Regions from separate parts of the Mus musculus genome. Here region 2 is linked to region 1. Evidence: chromatin loops called from intact Hi-C (ENCODE). Cell type or tissue: heart. All regions are shown on one strand.

Region 1 (8,000 bases):
CTGTTATTAATATATTTCCATATACAGTCATGTGGAAGGAATTAATCCTAGCTCTGGCCCCATCTAGCTGTGACTAATCTTGGGCAAGAAACTCAGAAACACCCTAGGTCTCAGTTTTCTTGACTGTAAAACTGGAGTGTGTATTATATTGTTTCCAAGGCCTCCTATGACTGTATGATCTAGCATTTGCTCCTAACTGTATTTCTAAACCTTGCCCCTGTTTAACCTGACTGCCCCAGTTATCTTATTAAGTGGAAGTAAGGACTGCCTCTCAAACCTAGACTGTTTTTTCCATAGAGGAACAAGGAGCTTTGTGGGTTGTTTCCTCCCAATCTTCTCCCTCACAATTTACCCACTACACAGGGTGTTCTCTATTGTATTAGCTCTAAAGACTGCTCTGAACTCTAGCCACAGTACATAAGTGCATTCTTGCTCAACTATTCTTGTCTACTATTTGTATCTCATTACACGATACAGGTTCATGTTTTTATGGTCTGTACGTGTGTCCTCCAAAGGACTTACTTACTAGAGGCCTAATCTAATGGTGGTACTAGGGTGATATAGGACCTTTAAAAGGTGGGGTCTGATGTTCTACTACCCAGCTTTCTGTGGTTACTCCAGGTAACAGACTCATCTCTAAAGATATAAAAAGGGAAATGAGACGATAGAAGGGAGAGTTTACCTGGAGTCAGTAGAGGGAGGGAAACGCTAAGCAAGAGGGAAAAAGGAATAGAGAACACCAAGGATGATTGAAAACTCCATGGGGAAACAGGATTCTATGTTTATTTGAAACTACTATTAGTACATATACATTTGGAGATGCTCATACCATGGGATGACCACTAAGAAGAAGCCACTAAGCAGCAGCACCCACCCCCATGCCCCCATGGCCTCTGAATTAGCTCCTGACTCTAGATTCCTGACCTGCTTGAGTTCCTGCTCTGACTTCCTCCTTTGAAGAACATTGATGTGGAAGTGTAAGGCAAATAAACCCTTTCCTCCCCAATTTGTTTTTGGTCATAGTGTTTCCTCACAGCAATAATAACCCTAAGGAGGATAGTGTATAAACACATATAAATAACTTACATGAAGTTATGCCACAAAGGGTAAAATGTTTTTACCAAGAACCAAAGGCTATCTAACAAAAGCCCTGGTGCCAAGCATGGAAACTTTGAATTGTTGGTCAGGGGACTCCAAAAGATACCTCAAGCAACATTGGACACTACTGTTTCCCTTGATTGCCTCCCAGAACATGAAGGTAAGAACCTAAATGCTGAAGACACCACATACTTCAGAACAGAACTTAAAATTAAGTTGCAATTGACCTGGAAGCCTCCTCCCTGACAGCTGGCTCTCAGTATTCAAAGGTGCAATTGCCAAGGCAGAAAAGCAACCAATAGTGCTATTCAGCACAACAATGGCTGGATTGTCAGGAGATGCACAATAGTACCACGGTGGCACCTTTACCCCAGGGGTCACCAACACTTGTCTAACTGGATTTAAAGCCCACTTAATAGGAGGGAAATCAACCTACTATACACCTAGTCAATTATCCAAAGCTAGAGATGTCATAGGCCCAAGAAGAGAGCCTACTACTACCTTTTCCCCCAAATAATATAATTTCTAACTGTATTCTAAATACTTATCTTAAGTCTTTCCAAATACATGTAGCTCTCACCCTTTATCAAAGAAGATTCTCTTTGCAATAATGCAAGTTACAGAGATCCACAACTAATCAGTATGTAGAGAATTGGTGACTATGGGGTCTCTGACCTCAACAGATACATCTGCAACACAACCCCTTGCACCTAAGGCTCAGGGAAACTCACCAAGAGGGGAAGAAAGAGTATAACAGCCAGAAGAGCAGCCTGCTGTGAGACAGTGTCTTCTATGTATGACAGGGAAGTACCACCACAGTCCTCAATACGATGGTTACTTTAGAGAGCATACAGGCAATACCAACCGACATCCCAGCATGGATGGGAAATTCCACATGGTCTTCTCCTAGATGGAGACCTACAGGTGGACAACACTTGCTATTGCTCAGAGGCACATACCCGAGTTTCTAGTCTCCCACCTGATGGATGGTGAGACCCTCCTCCTCACATAAGCTCCTGGCATGACGCCTACTACCTCAAAGTAACACTGCCAAGGGAGCCCAGATCAGAGGTCAAGCATATTGGGCTACTGAAAGCTCGGGCGTTTACAATCTAAATTCATGAGCTAAACAATTTCTTTTCTCTATAAAGTACACAGCCTTGTACACTTTGTTACAGCAAGGGAAACAGACAAACAGAATAGCCAATTGTATTTATTTTAAACTTTTTAGCAACCAAACTAATGAGAAAATACCCTGCACAAAATGGGCACTTAGCAAAAAACTGAAGATCTAAAACTACTTGTGCTCATTTTCAAAAACACCTATCTTAGATTAGCACCGCATGAAATTTTAGTAATTCTTTAAACCAGACGTCAAGAGCTCTAACTTCTAGTTTTGTTAATGTATTCTATAACTCTACAATCTCAGCATATAAAATGGACCTATTTACACTGGCCCTATTTAACTAAAAAGAGCTGCTCATTTTAAAAATATATCTATATAAGAGATATAAAAATGTTCGGTGGCATTATTTTGATTGCCACGAGAGTCTAGAGAAAGATGAAAGTGATTTAACCTTAACCATTAGCATCCATTTTATCAGAGTTCCTTTGTACCTACACTAGAGCCATTCAAACCTTACAAGGATAGCAATCACTTTTCATGTCACCAAATGTCACACAATGTGTAATCTACCACAGAAAGCACCAGACAGGTTTATAAAGATACTTTGGTATATGATGTTTTTTAAACAAAAGCATATACTGCATTTTTAAGAATTAAATTCTTGATCCCATCACAGTTTAGGGCTTACTAAGGTTTTGGTCCTTTTACAGAAACGCCCTCTTTTATTGTTCCGAAATTTCAAGCATTTCATATAAGTAACCATTTCAAATACTCCTCTAATAATACTCAGAAGTTATGAAAAATGTAACATAGACAAAGCTTCCAATAAAATGACATTTTAGTCTTTAACCAGTCTACACATTATCATCCAAAAATGTAAATTTTAAAGGAATCATGCCAATTTTTCTCTTGTGATGAATCTCACAGCTTAAAATACAATCTCTTAACTTGAAACATTCTACCCTTGCCTTTCTACATGGCAATCCTCAATTTTTTATAGTTTAATACACACGAAGCAATAAGAGCTGTCCTAGACCACACTCTTTGTATACCATTACAAGTGATGTCACTTCTGTTCTCTGATAGATCTGATAGAACCTTGTGCTCCCTCTACTGACTACAAGGAAATGTTATCAATAGTAAAAAGAGTGCTTAGTTTGCAAAAGATGTCATTATTTTGGGTGTTAAAAGACTCAGGGATCTCATCAAGAATTCTCTATTCACTTCCTAGGTTAAATATCTAGTTGTATAATGTTGTTTAAATATACTTTTCAACTTGAACCTCTTAAAGGTTTTGATCTGCTGAGATCTGCCACCAATGGCTAAGTCTCTGGTAGATCCTGGCAAATATGTAAATACCTTACAGAGCAATTACTTAGACTATGGTCCTAATTGTTAAGTCATGTGACTATTTAGAGGCAGATCCATAACTGCATGTCTGGATTTAGGTCACAGTTTGGAGCAGTTAAACATTTAAACCCAATTACTCCAAGTTAGCTGATCATCATTACAGAGGGGTAGAACTACTCAACTGACCAGTACAGCCTGTGGGGCACAGATTGTATCTCACGCCTATGCTTGGCTGACAGCCTCAGCTGGGAGCATAAGCATGGACAAAGCCTGCTCCAAAACATGCCTGCGGGACAGCACTGCATCTTACAGCTTGTGAGCACTTTAACATACAGCCAACAGCGGCTCAAAGGACATGAGTGTGGCCCTCATGCTCATTGCTACCAATTCTACTTGACTTACTAAGATACACACAGCACCAGAGAACCAGCATACACTGCAGATGTAGCTCAGGGGCAGAGTATGTGCTTAACACACATGAGGGCCTCAGTTTGAGCACAGCACCACAGGGAAAGGAAAATAGAAGAGCCACTCAATTAGTGCTGGTTTATCATGACGTCAAGTGCGTAATTGTTATTTACTGTAAAGTAGACTGGAGTCATTATTGCTAACTCTCCTACATCTTTTGTCACATCTGAACCTCCCGAATTACATCATCAGGGGATGCCCACTAATATTAGTTATCAAATTAAGTAAAATGTGATTTAAACCTAAATCCTTCTCAATTGTGCTCACAGATCACTTTGAAATATAAGTAATTCTTAGATGAATCACTGCTGGCAGCTTTATGCTTTCTTCAACCACAGATGTTTTATTAATTTAAGCATTACCAATATTTTGCTAACCTTGGAAATAAATTTTGCAAGCCAGGCATGGTAACGCATGCCCGTGGTCCCTGTAGAAAGGCAGAGACAGGAACCTTCCCACAGGTTTACAGTCAGCCTGTTCTACCCAGTGAGTGCTATGTCAGCCAGAGTTGCATAGTGAGGCTAGAAACTAAGTAAGGGAGAAAGGGAGAGACGGAAGAAGGGAGGGGAGAAGGGCAGGAAGGAATTCTGTTAACTGATATGAAAAAGAACTGTCAAAGTTGTAATGGATGCAAATCTACTACTTCAAAGTTACTGGTAGAAGAGGATGTTCAACTCTATCACTTCTTTACTAGTGGAATCTGGACACAAATCTAATACACAAGAGATGATGGGCTTCCAGTCACTTCAGTAACTAACACTACCACCAACTAACCAGGGGACAAAGCTGCACTCCTGACGAGCTGTGGGAACAGAGGAGGTGCCACAGATTCTGGAGTGTAGGATGGACCAGATAGCATGACTGTGTGCACTTTACCTTTGTCTGTCTCTTTCACTCATTCTCTTCCTTCCCACCCCCTCATTGCTCCTCACATCTTCTTATGAGCAGTAAAGATAAAATCCTTACTCCTTGATCATGCTTATTGATCAACCCCTTGGGAAGCTTAACTGTTGGACATATATTTCCACCACCCAGAAAGCTCTCATTTGCCTGTAAGCATCTGTCTACAATTAAGGCTAAGATTAAATATGTTGTATCTTAAGTTCTGTTAAATACACATGTGTTTCAGAATAGAACAAACTTTCTTTTCACCTCTTTTCCTTTTTAAAAGAGTGTCTTAGTTCTTAGTTCAGGCTAGATTTGAACTCGTGATTCCCTGTCAGCCTCCTGACACATGGATCACAGCATGTGGTGACAGTCCTGGCTCTTATCTTTGTGTCTGCTCATTTCTGTGTTGTGAGTCTAACTGAGAACCTTGTGAGCTAAGCAAGCTCTCTACACTGAACTATTTCCCAGCTGTCACATCAATTTTTATTCTTTCTTAAAAAAGAAACTTCAGATGAGGGGCTGGCTGCTCCTGATCACGCTAACATTTACTAACCAAGCAAGCTTCAGAAGAGAGAGGAGTGAGGCCTGGCACTTTTCAGGGGAAGCCTTTGGTTCCCTACAACATAACCCCCAAAAGGTTCAGAACACCATCCAGATTTTCATCAAGCCTGGAACATCATTTATATTGTGGGACTTGTGCTCTGCCGGTGTTTAATGGGCTTCCATGTAGATTTTAACGTGGATCTGACCATACATTGGCCGTTAACCTACTTACTGAACACTAAGCCATAGGAATTTTAACTATCAAGCCATGAGGGAGAAGTCTCAAAAGTTCCTAAACAACAAAATAGAATGGACTATTGTCAAAAAGTGTCTGAAACAAGCCCGTGTGAGACAAGCACCTGAGAGAAACTCAAGGAATTTAGACACCTGTCAGTGAGTTGGCTCACACTAGTGATCCTGATTTAGACACCTGATATTGGCTCACACCAATGATTCTAAAAACTGTGTTAGAACCATCTGCAGATGTTTTCCAAATCTGGGCTCCTTCTTGTAACAGTATAGAAATGTATTCATTCTTAGGCTATTTCATCAAATTGGTAACTGATGTACCATAACTTATACTTGCAATGTATGTTCAGCCAAATAAAATAGCCCTAATTAACTTTGTTTCTTTCTCTTGTGAGACTATGCCGGAGCCTAGCAAACACAAAAGTGGATGCTCACAGTCAGCTATTGGATGGATTACAGGGCCCCCAATGGAGGAGCTAGAGAAAGTACCCAAGGAGCTAAAGGGATCTGCAACCCTATAGGTGGAACAACAATATGAACTAACCAGTATCCCCAGAGCTCGTGTCTCTGGCTCCATATGTAGCAGAAGATGGCCTAGTTGGCCATTATTGGGAAGAGAGGCCCCTTGGTCTTGCAAACCTTATATGCCTCAGTACAGGGGAACACCAGGGCCAAGAAGTGGGAGTGGGTGGGTAGGGGAGTGGGGGGGAGAGGGTATGGGGGACTTTTGGGATAGCATTGGAAATGTAAATGAGAAAATAACGAATAAATTTTTTTTTTTAAATTTAGATCGGAAACATTACTGTTAGCATTGGCATTAAATTTAAATTTAGAAATTTAAGTCTAAACTAAACAAGGACTGCAGTTCAGACTGGGAATAAAGCCCAATGCTGGAATGCCTGCCTCATATGCTATGTCTAGGCTCAATACCCAGCAATAAAGAAGTAAATAATGAGATATCAGAAATGCCCTAAAAGATAAAAATCCCGAAATAGTTTCTAACCTTCAACAGTTACTTACATTTTTGCCTAACTACAAAATAAATTTATTCTAGGAATACCATTCATAATTAAGTCACTAAAGCAATAATAGTCTATACCACATAGTTCTTACTAGGTATCTGTGAGAGCTAGGCTTTACTGTCAGGTTGACTAGAGTTGGAATCTACTCGGAGATACATTTCTGGGTATATCTTTGGGACGTTCCCAGAGAACAGAGAGAGGAAGACTAATCTTGCATGTGACTTGTATGATCTCATAGGCGAGAGTCCAAGACTGAATAAAACTGAGGAAAAGAAGAGGAACAAAGGACCAGCATCCATTTGTCCCTGTGGCTGATGATATCAGCATCTTGTGCTGCCACCACCATGCCTTCCCAAACTATGAGCCCAAACACGCTCCTTCCTTCTCTCCTTAAGCTGTTTCTGTCAGAGCATGAGAAAAATCACAGACATGGCATTCACTAATGAAATGCCAACCCAAGTTTGCAGGGAAGGTCTGGATGGACAGACCATCAGTTAGCAGCACCTGCTGCTCTTCCACAGCAGGTAGCTCACTGCAGCGCCAGCTTAGGGGAGCCAGTACCCACTCCCGGCCCTGTGGGCACCCATGCTTACACACACACACACACACACACACACACACACACACACACACACACACACACGAATAAGAATTTAAATCAATCTTTTTAAAAATAAATGATTTAATGTCTCTGATAACAACAACAAAAAACTATAACTTAAGTCTCTACATCTTGCTGGCTTTATAGTTGGAGCTCATTACAAATTTTATATAATTATAGAAAAAAACAAAGCACTAAACTTTAGAAAAAGACTTTTCTTTGACTTTACAGTAATTACCAAAAGATCAGTATTAGTTTATCTTTAAAGACTTAGTCTGGAAAATATAAATTTTTTTAAAGAATTATAATTTTTAATAAAAGATTTTATGTGATTTACACGTGCAAAATAGCTGTTCTTTTGGCTCTAAAGAGTAAATACTAGAAAATCAAGGAATTATTTCAAATAATGGTGTATAGGCATTCACTTAACAAAGAAGCAAGCATTTCCAGATCCACCAATCCCAAACAGATTTTCATTTTATAAATGACTATTCAAATTAGCACAGTGTTACCATAGAAGAGAAAATTGATCAAGCCAAGGAAACTGCTGATCGAGTTGAGAGAAGAAAGAGGGTGAACATGCAAGCTTGAACTCAGGCATTTTTATGAGTCAATAGTTCAGTCGTCCTGGTGCAGGATGGACACCTGTATAAGC
Region 2 (8,000 bases), 210 kb before region 1:
AAATGAAATCAACCTTTTGAGGATATATCCTTATATTTATGTTTACTGCAGGGTTATTCACAATAGCCCAAAACTAGAAACAGCCTAAGCATCAGTTGAGAGAATATGAAGCAAAAAATATGAAGGAAAGAATATGAAGAATGTGGAATGGGGTCCATGTCATTTTTATAACATGAACAGAACTGAAATTGTTATATAAAGTGAAATTAAACCCAGAAAGACGGGGTTGGGGATTTAGCTCAGTGGTAAAGTGCTTGCCTAGCAAGCCCAAGGCCCTGGGTTCGGTCCTCAGCTCCGGAAAAAAGAAAAAAAAAAAAAAAATAAACCCAGAAAGACAAATACTGTGTGAGCTTCATCATATATAGGATATGAAAAAGTTGATCACGGAGATGCTGAGGACAGGACAGTGGTTACCAGAGTCTGGGGAGCAGAGGGGAGAGGATGATAGATGTTGGTCAACAAATGTTGTTATTCATAGAAGAGAAATGGAGTCTGGCATTCTATGACATAGAGGCTGCAGATAGAATACTGACATTTAATAATGTACTTTAAAAGTTAAAAGAATATATTTGACCACGGTTTCATCATGAAGGAATGATAAACATTTGAGGAGATAAATTACCTTGTTGACAACTGTAACAAAACATCATGTGATACTCTACTGATATGTATAGGTTTTTTTATATGATAATGAAAATTAAAAAGTCAGGTGTATTGCTAATTGAATCAAGATATAAAAAGAGTGAATGTTTCTGCAACACTTCTGTCAAGGGAAAAATATCCCCATTAATATGAGTGGTCTATGTGTCTTCATGTGCCTCTAACCTAGGGCTGTCTACTGCCCAGGAAGCCTACATTGTAGCCAGTGCTCTTGCACCAGTGCAGTTTAAATACAGCACCAGAGTGATGCACACAGTTCACTTGGAGTCATTTTTTGCATCAACACGACCTGTCTTTGCTCCCATAATTAATTATATATAGTGTGAATTCATGAGAGGCAAAATCTCTTTCCAATATTTGTAATATTGAATTATTCAATGTTTTCATAAATAGTGCCATAGTTCCCTACATTGCCATATTCATTTCAGAAATGCAAGTGATTTCCTTGTGTTACAGTCTGTGTTTAGTATCCAGATTCTGATTGATAGGCATGTTCAAGGCTCTTAGTGAAAATCAATCCTCAAGGGGCTGATACCCTTTAACTGTGTGAGAAGAAACAAGTGGGGGTCATCGTCCTGACTCTGAAGTAAGCCCTCTTCTTCTGTAGCTAATATTGTTATCTAAAAACTAAGGAGACTGGACTTGCTGCTTTTTACATTTTCTCTGAGCTTTGGGAATGTCTCTGAAAATATTGAGTCCTTTATTTAACAAACATACACAGCTGAACCTAAATGTCAAATGTGTGGCTATATTAATCTGCTTTTCCTATTAAGAAAGGTTCTTCTATCAAGAATTTGTCTACTTGGGGCCAGCTTGGTCTACATAGTGAGACTTTGCCTCAAAACAAGACAAGTCTTAAGAGCAGAAGAACCAGATGAATCCAGATGACACAGTACACAGCAGCAATCTCAGGAGTGAAAGCAGAGACAGGAGGATCCCTGGGCTGGGACTCCCCCACCAGCCGGTCTAGCTAAGTTAGTGAGCTCTAGGCTCAGTGGGATACACTGTCTCAAAAAATAAAGTGGAGAATGATTGAGGACAACACTGGGTGTTAACCTCAGGCCTACACACACACGCACACACACATATATGCATGCATGCATACCCAAGCACATACCCCCCCCACCAAGAGTAAGCATGCTAAATATTTATAACAGGTTCACTAAATACAAATGTATAGGAATGCTCAGTGGTATTTTAGTTGGCCATAGGAATAATTTTTATTCCTAACTATAGCATTGTGGTGAATCTTAATTATAAAAGCACATTTTGTTTTAAGACAGGAATTTAGAAAAGTAAAGATTTCGTCTCTAAGTCAACTAGCTGCTGGTTTGAGAGCAACCAAGCACTGCATATGCTAGGGAGGGTAACTTTCCATTTGGAGCAAGAGTGGCGTCCAGTGTAGGTCACGCTCAGCTTTAAAACAAAAGTGTATGCTTTGTTTTCATCTAGACTTTAAAAAATCAAAAACAACACAAGACAGAATACCACACTAAAGCTAAACATGGTGGCATAGGCCTGAAGCACTGGGAAGTCAGAGACAGGAGGATCAGATAAAAGGCTAGCCTTGGCTATCTAGTGAGATGTTATCACATATACAACCAAAAAATATCAGCTAGAACAAGGAGGTAAGAAGTCATAGGAGATAAGCAGGAGGAAGGTCCAGGGGTTAACAGGCTATGCAAAAGAGAAAAACGGCTTTAACCACGAGGGACCGGAACCTAGAAAGGCTCCATTCAGACAGCAGTGTGTTACAGAGACTTCTGTCAGCCTGCCTTTCCCTCCTTTTCTCCATGTCGTCACTGCATGAAGGATGAGGACTGAACCATATTGTCGGTCCCTGTGAGGGGTCAGCCCCTTCCCTGTCGGCCTGCCAGGCAGAGATTGATGCATTCATAGAGAGTGACTCTGCAGAGCAGCTGATCAGCTCGGAACCGACCAAGCCTCGCAGATCCAAGGCTTCTGAGCAGCCTCTTCAAGATGCTTTCCCAGAATTGCTGGGCAGAGTCAGCAGGACCATCTTCCTAAAAATATGCTAAGTAGGAAATGGCTGAGATATAAACTGCAAAGTGCTGCACGAGATAATTAGGGTCAGAAGTAACTCGTCAGGAACTCAGAAGGGTATAAATAGGCCGTTGATGAGAACTGCCTGATGAAGAGGGTGCCAAGTGGGACCTAGACACACACCGGGGGCTGAGAAGCACTACTGCATCCTAAAGCTAAAAGAGAAAGGCTCAGCAACTAATTCCAACGTTACATAATCACGTAGGAAACAATTAAATGAAACTAGATGACCTGCTTACTCAGAAATTAATTTCTATGCTAATCTTGAACCCTAAATTGCTGCTAATCCTGTTTGAGTTTAATCACTGCACACACTTAACTGTTTTCAGAATGCCACTGTTTTATAGTTTTCATAGCATAGTTAGTCTTGAGACAGGCTTTATTATTATTATGCTCATTCTAACTAACAAAAGGGCACTCAAACCTAAACTCAATCTCCCTCCCTCCCTTCCTCCGTTCCTGCCTCTCTGTTTCTGTCTCTTGATCGATGGCTTTCTTACACACACATGCGAGCACGCTCGGACACACAGACACACACACACACACACACACACACACACACACACACATGCACTGTCCACCCACGCCTACGCCCACACATTTTGGGAAGCTAGTATATGCCCTAGAAAACTTAAAATTGTAGATGTCAGTTTGTCCCAGACCAACTGATGAGAGAACTCTGTAACATACTCTGGAACTGCTCCTAGCATCTAAGTGAGAGTCCAGCAACTTATTGGGAGAGAAGGGAGAACTGCTACTATCATGATTCCATGGTGTGACCGATAGCCACAGAGTCATATCATAATAATTTCCAAAAGGACAGTTTTTCCCTTCTAAGTCGGCTTTTGGTTGCTGTAACAAAACACCTGAGATACTGAAGTGACAGTCTCTGGTTGTGTGGGGCCAGTGGTGGCACAATAATGCACCATGGCAAAGTGTGTGGCACACTGCACGTGGCACGTGGCATGTGGCAGAGAGCTGTCTGTCTACCTCCTGGTGGTCAGGGGTGTGGAAAGAGGAAGACAGGAAGGAGTGGCTCCTAGGTATTTTCTCCAAGGGCATGCCCCCTGAAATCTGATTTCCTTCCATTAGGCCCCTAAAGGTGCCAGCACCTCTCAGTAGGGCCACAAGCTGGCAGCTTTCAACAATGGGCCTGCGTGAGGCACGTCAGCAGTCATCTCAGGACACGTAAGTAAATGGCCAGGCTCAAATGTAGACTCAAAGTAGGTAGCAACTACTAAACAGGGTTTCTTCTTTAGATAAAATTATGCCTACAGTACTTAGTAAAGGTGACCAATTCATCAAACTGGATTTCAGATATGAAGATAAACACAGCCAGCCGGCCATTGCTGAACGCAAACAACAAACATGGCATATCACAGTGCTACCACAGTAGACCACTGGGAAAGGTGCTGTGGTGGAATGAGAAAAGACCCGTATGGAAAAGTATCTCTGAGGCTAAGGAACAGGTATACGGCAGAGGACATATACATAGGGCAGTTTTATTTGTTTTGGTTTGATTAAATTTCATTGTTTTTACCATCCATAACTTTCTTCAAAAAATGTATAGACTTTTACTTTTACATGTCTGAAGTGTCTGAGGGTGGGTCCGTGCATGTGAATGCAGGTGACCCCAGAGATCGGAGGCATCAGACTACCCTGGACTGTGAGCTGCAGGCAGTCATGAGACTCTCAACAGGAGTTCTAGAAACAGAACTCTGTAGAGAGAATCTCTTGTGCACTGTATAAAAAGCCTATCAATAAAAAAGCCTTTGGCCAATGAGCTGAGGCAGGAAATAGGAGGAGAGAGAACAGAGAGAGACAGAAGGGGAGGGAAGCAGATGGGGGGGGGAGAGAGAGAGAGAGAGAGAGAGAGAGAGAGAGAGAGAGAGAGAGAGAGAGAGAGAGAGAGAGAGAGGATTCTAGGAAATACGTGTGGTTTCATGTGTCTGTCTTCTTAGAGTTCAGGTGAATCTCTCACACCTGACTCTTTCTCAGAACACTGCCCCCCCCCCCCACACACACACCCTACCCCACACCTTCTCTCTCTGCTGGAACTCCCACCTCCTATTTCCTTTCATGGCCCATCATCCAACAGTTTCCCAAAACTACCACCTTGGTTCCTCAAACCTTCGAACATTCCCTCTTTGAGAGGCTGGGATGTTTTCCCATTCTCCAAATCCTCTGTGACCTTTTACTAAAATCTTCATTTTCAACACTTAAAATGTAGAAGGTTTAGATGTCTCCCTTTCTCAAATACAGAGGGAATAATGTTTGTTCTCTGACAACCCAACCCTATCAGAAAATTTAAGAAAGAAACAATTAGAAATTGCATCTTAGATTTAGCCCCACTCACCGGGAGCTTTCCTAGAAAGAGAGAACTTCTGTTTCCTCCACTTCCATTTGAGTTTTGACTTGCCCCTTCAAATATGTGCTATGGAATAATTTTGAAGTAAATAATTTCACCAGTTGAACTCTCCTTGCATGTAATTTAAGATGAATGCACCTAGAACTTAAACATGTCTTTACAGCAGATTTCTTTATGAGGAAAACACCCAAATGAGGACATATTCAAAGTTCATGATTGAACTGAAGTGACACAATGGTTCCCTGCTCTCCTTCTGTCTAAGACACTCAAGTGTCTTTACCCCGGCACCTCACTGTGTCTCCAAGATCAGTTAAGGCAGAGCAAATCACAACCTTACAGAAAACAGGGAAGAATGACAAAGGACTGTCATTCCGTGTTGGGACAGACCCTTCCAGGTGACCCTCAGAACGCCTCTGCACTGTGTACCTACCTGTACAGGTAGCACGCGGGCCAGGGCTTGGAAGATATGTACCTACAGAGGAAAGTGGATGCTGGAGGGAGAGGGAAGGAGCTGGTGGAAAAGAATTTCATACTTCCATACTTCCTTCGCTTTAATGTTAGTGAAAGCTTTTAAAATAATTAAATACACATAACCAGAATGTATCAATTTTTTAATTAGAGAAAAGAACAATAGCTTCAAGCAGACACCTAACAAAAGGACACACTGCAGACACTGGAGAACAGCTATCTGAGGTCTCCTCAGGAAGGCTGAAACGGCTGCAACAGCAGCTTCTTCGATCTTTTAATAATAATAATAATAATAATAATAATAATAATAATAATAATAATAAAAAGCAGTGTTTTCAAACTCCAGGTTTTGTAGCCCAAGAGCACACAGCTCTTCTGATTGGTATGCATTGCACTGCAACTGTACACTACACAGATTGTATCATTTCATCCTGTGTGTCACACATGTCACTAAAAAGCCTTAAACACATGCATTTCACCTGCGATAGATCACCCCGAGGAGGTCAGAGAACGAGGAGATTGCAGACTGCAAACTTTTCTAAGTACTTAAGAGTACTAAACATTGTGACATGCCTCGAGTTTTGTAGACATAAAGGACACAGACCATCAAATTCACAGCCTTATCTTGCTTTTGTCAAATTTTTGACAAGCAATTTTTATTCAGGAATGCTTGTTCACCAGCATAAAACTAAAAGGACATTTAAGTTTTCTTCACTGGACTCTGAAGGATTAAATCTATTTGTATAATTCGGTAATGTCTCAGAACCATTAGAGCATATCTAAGACATAAGTAACTAAGATGTACTGACTTAACCTAAGTAACGCCTTGCAAACTGTAGGCATTTTGTCCTGTGTACGCAGACTTGCCTGTCTCTTGGTTCCTTCCTTTCCTCCCATTTGTTGTTCTTTTTGCTCTCCCACCGTTCCTGCCTGACTGCTTTCACATTCTAAATGAATGCATTTACATTCTGTGTCAAGCAATAGGCCGAGTGTTAGGAAGCAAAGCTGAGGTGACTCAGGCCTGCTCTATATGTGTGTACACTGCGGAAGGGTAGACACACATGTAAACAAGTGAATCTGAATAAAACAGTGTTGTAAATACATTTGGATGAGAAATGGAATGGCATTTGTTGGGCATTTACCACATGCCAGATGCTCCTGGAGACAATTTAGGAGTAAGTACTGTGCACACAGCCCACATTTAGCCTTCACCTTTCTTGTGGAGAATTTTTTTTAACCCGTTTCTAAGCTAGAAGCATGAAGACAAAGTGAAGTGCTAAAATAATCCCACGGCACCTGAGACACAACCAGCAGAACGATTAGGACGCTACATTATAAACTTGGCTGGATCCACTGACTTGCCATTACCTGCTCTAGAATGGGATCCCAAGTCTTGGTTCACACTGCCAAAGCTCACTTTTAGGAAGTGAGGTCCTTCTAAGAAAGGAGATGATGAAGGCATCACCATGAGAGCCGATGCCTGTTTTTTAAATCTGAACTCTGAACTTCGGTTCTAAGTAGACAGCACCATCATCTTATAACTGGTGGAATTGGGATCTTATGGGCTGGGTGGGGCTGGACAACACTGGGCATTTTGTGATTTCAAAACTGAAGATCTAACTAAAAGTTAACAGAAAGGACAATTCATAAAACTTCCAAACATACTGTATAGTTTAACATTTTCTCTTTGTTAATAAAGATGGAAGTTTATGTGTCATTCCTTCCAACAAATATAAATTAATAACTATTATGCTCTGGGCTTGGGAATAGACACTACAGACACAATCCACCAATGACAGACTGCAAAGTAACTACTGAAGGACAGCAGAGCTTCTACGGTCTTGTGACCATAGTTAGCAAGCTATAGCATGGTCTTATATTCTTTTTTTTTTAAACATTTTTTAAAGATTTATTTATTATTTATTATATGTAAGTACACTGTAGCTGTCTTCAGACACTCCAGAAGGGGGAGTCAGATCTCATTACAGATGGTTGTGAGCCACCATGTGGTTGCTGGGATTTGAACTCAGGACCTTCGGAAGAGCAGTCGGGTGCTCTTACCTGCTGAGCCATCTCACCAGCCCTGGTCTTATATTCTGTACAAAGATTGTTTCAGCCAATACTTAAAATTACTGTGTCTGGTAGGTATGAATATTATCTTCATGGTCTGAACAAAAACACAGGATTGATACACATACAGTACTCATTCAATCTCACAAGTTTAGAGAGCTGCGTTACTGGACATGTTTGTAGTTCAGTGAGCGCATATTGCTGCTATGCCAGAATTACAGAGAACTGTGGAAGCTGGGAAGATCTAAAAGCAGATGACCCATTTAGCTCCTGCCTGTGCAGGGATACTTTCCAAAGGAGATAACACTTTGGATTTAGCTTGAAAGAAGAAATAGGGAATATTTACTTGGGGAAGAGAGGAAGGGTATTT

The links. Peaks named below come from ENCODE experiments on the same cell type or tissue, not always from the same donor. Only the 100,000 strongest peaks of a DNase experiment are listed, where the experiment ranks them.
Region 2: it touches region 1 in a loop (2.7-fold over the local background); 2 of 42 quality-filtered maps call a loop at or near these places.

What each region holds. Positions count from the first base shown.
Region 1 is chr12:52,276,742-52,284,741 of GRCm38, reverse strand. All of the region lies in intron 7 of Nubpl (nucleotide binding protein-like), which reads right to left. Among named protein-coding and RNA genes, the nearest start is that of Gm40423, 81 kb to the left of the region's middle. In heart, a CTCF peak has its summit at 3,339 (motif pointing left); no DNase peak of the experiment used is centred here.
Region 2 is chr12:52,483,281-52,491,280 of GRCm38, reverse strand. No RefSeq gene overlaps it. Among named protein-coding and RNA genes, the nearest start is that of Gm35135, 6.7 kb to the right of the region's middle. In heart, no CTCF peak of the experiment used is centred here; no DNase peak of the experiment used is centred here; H3K4me3 peaks cover 436 bases; H3K27ac peaks cover 594 bases.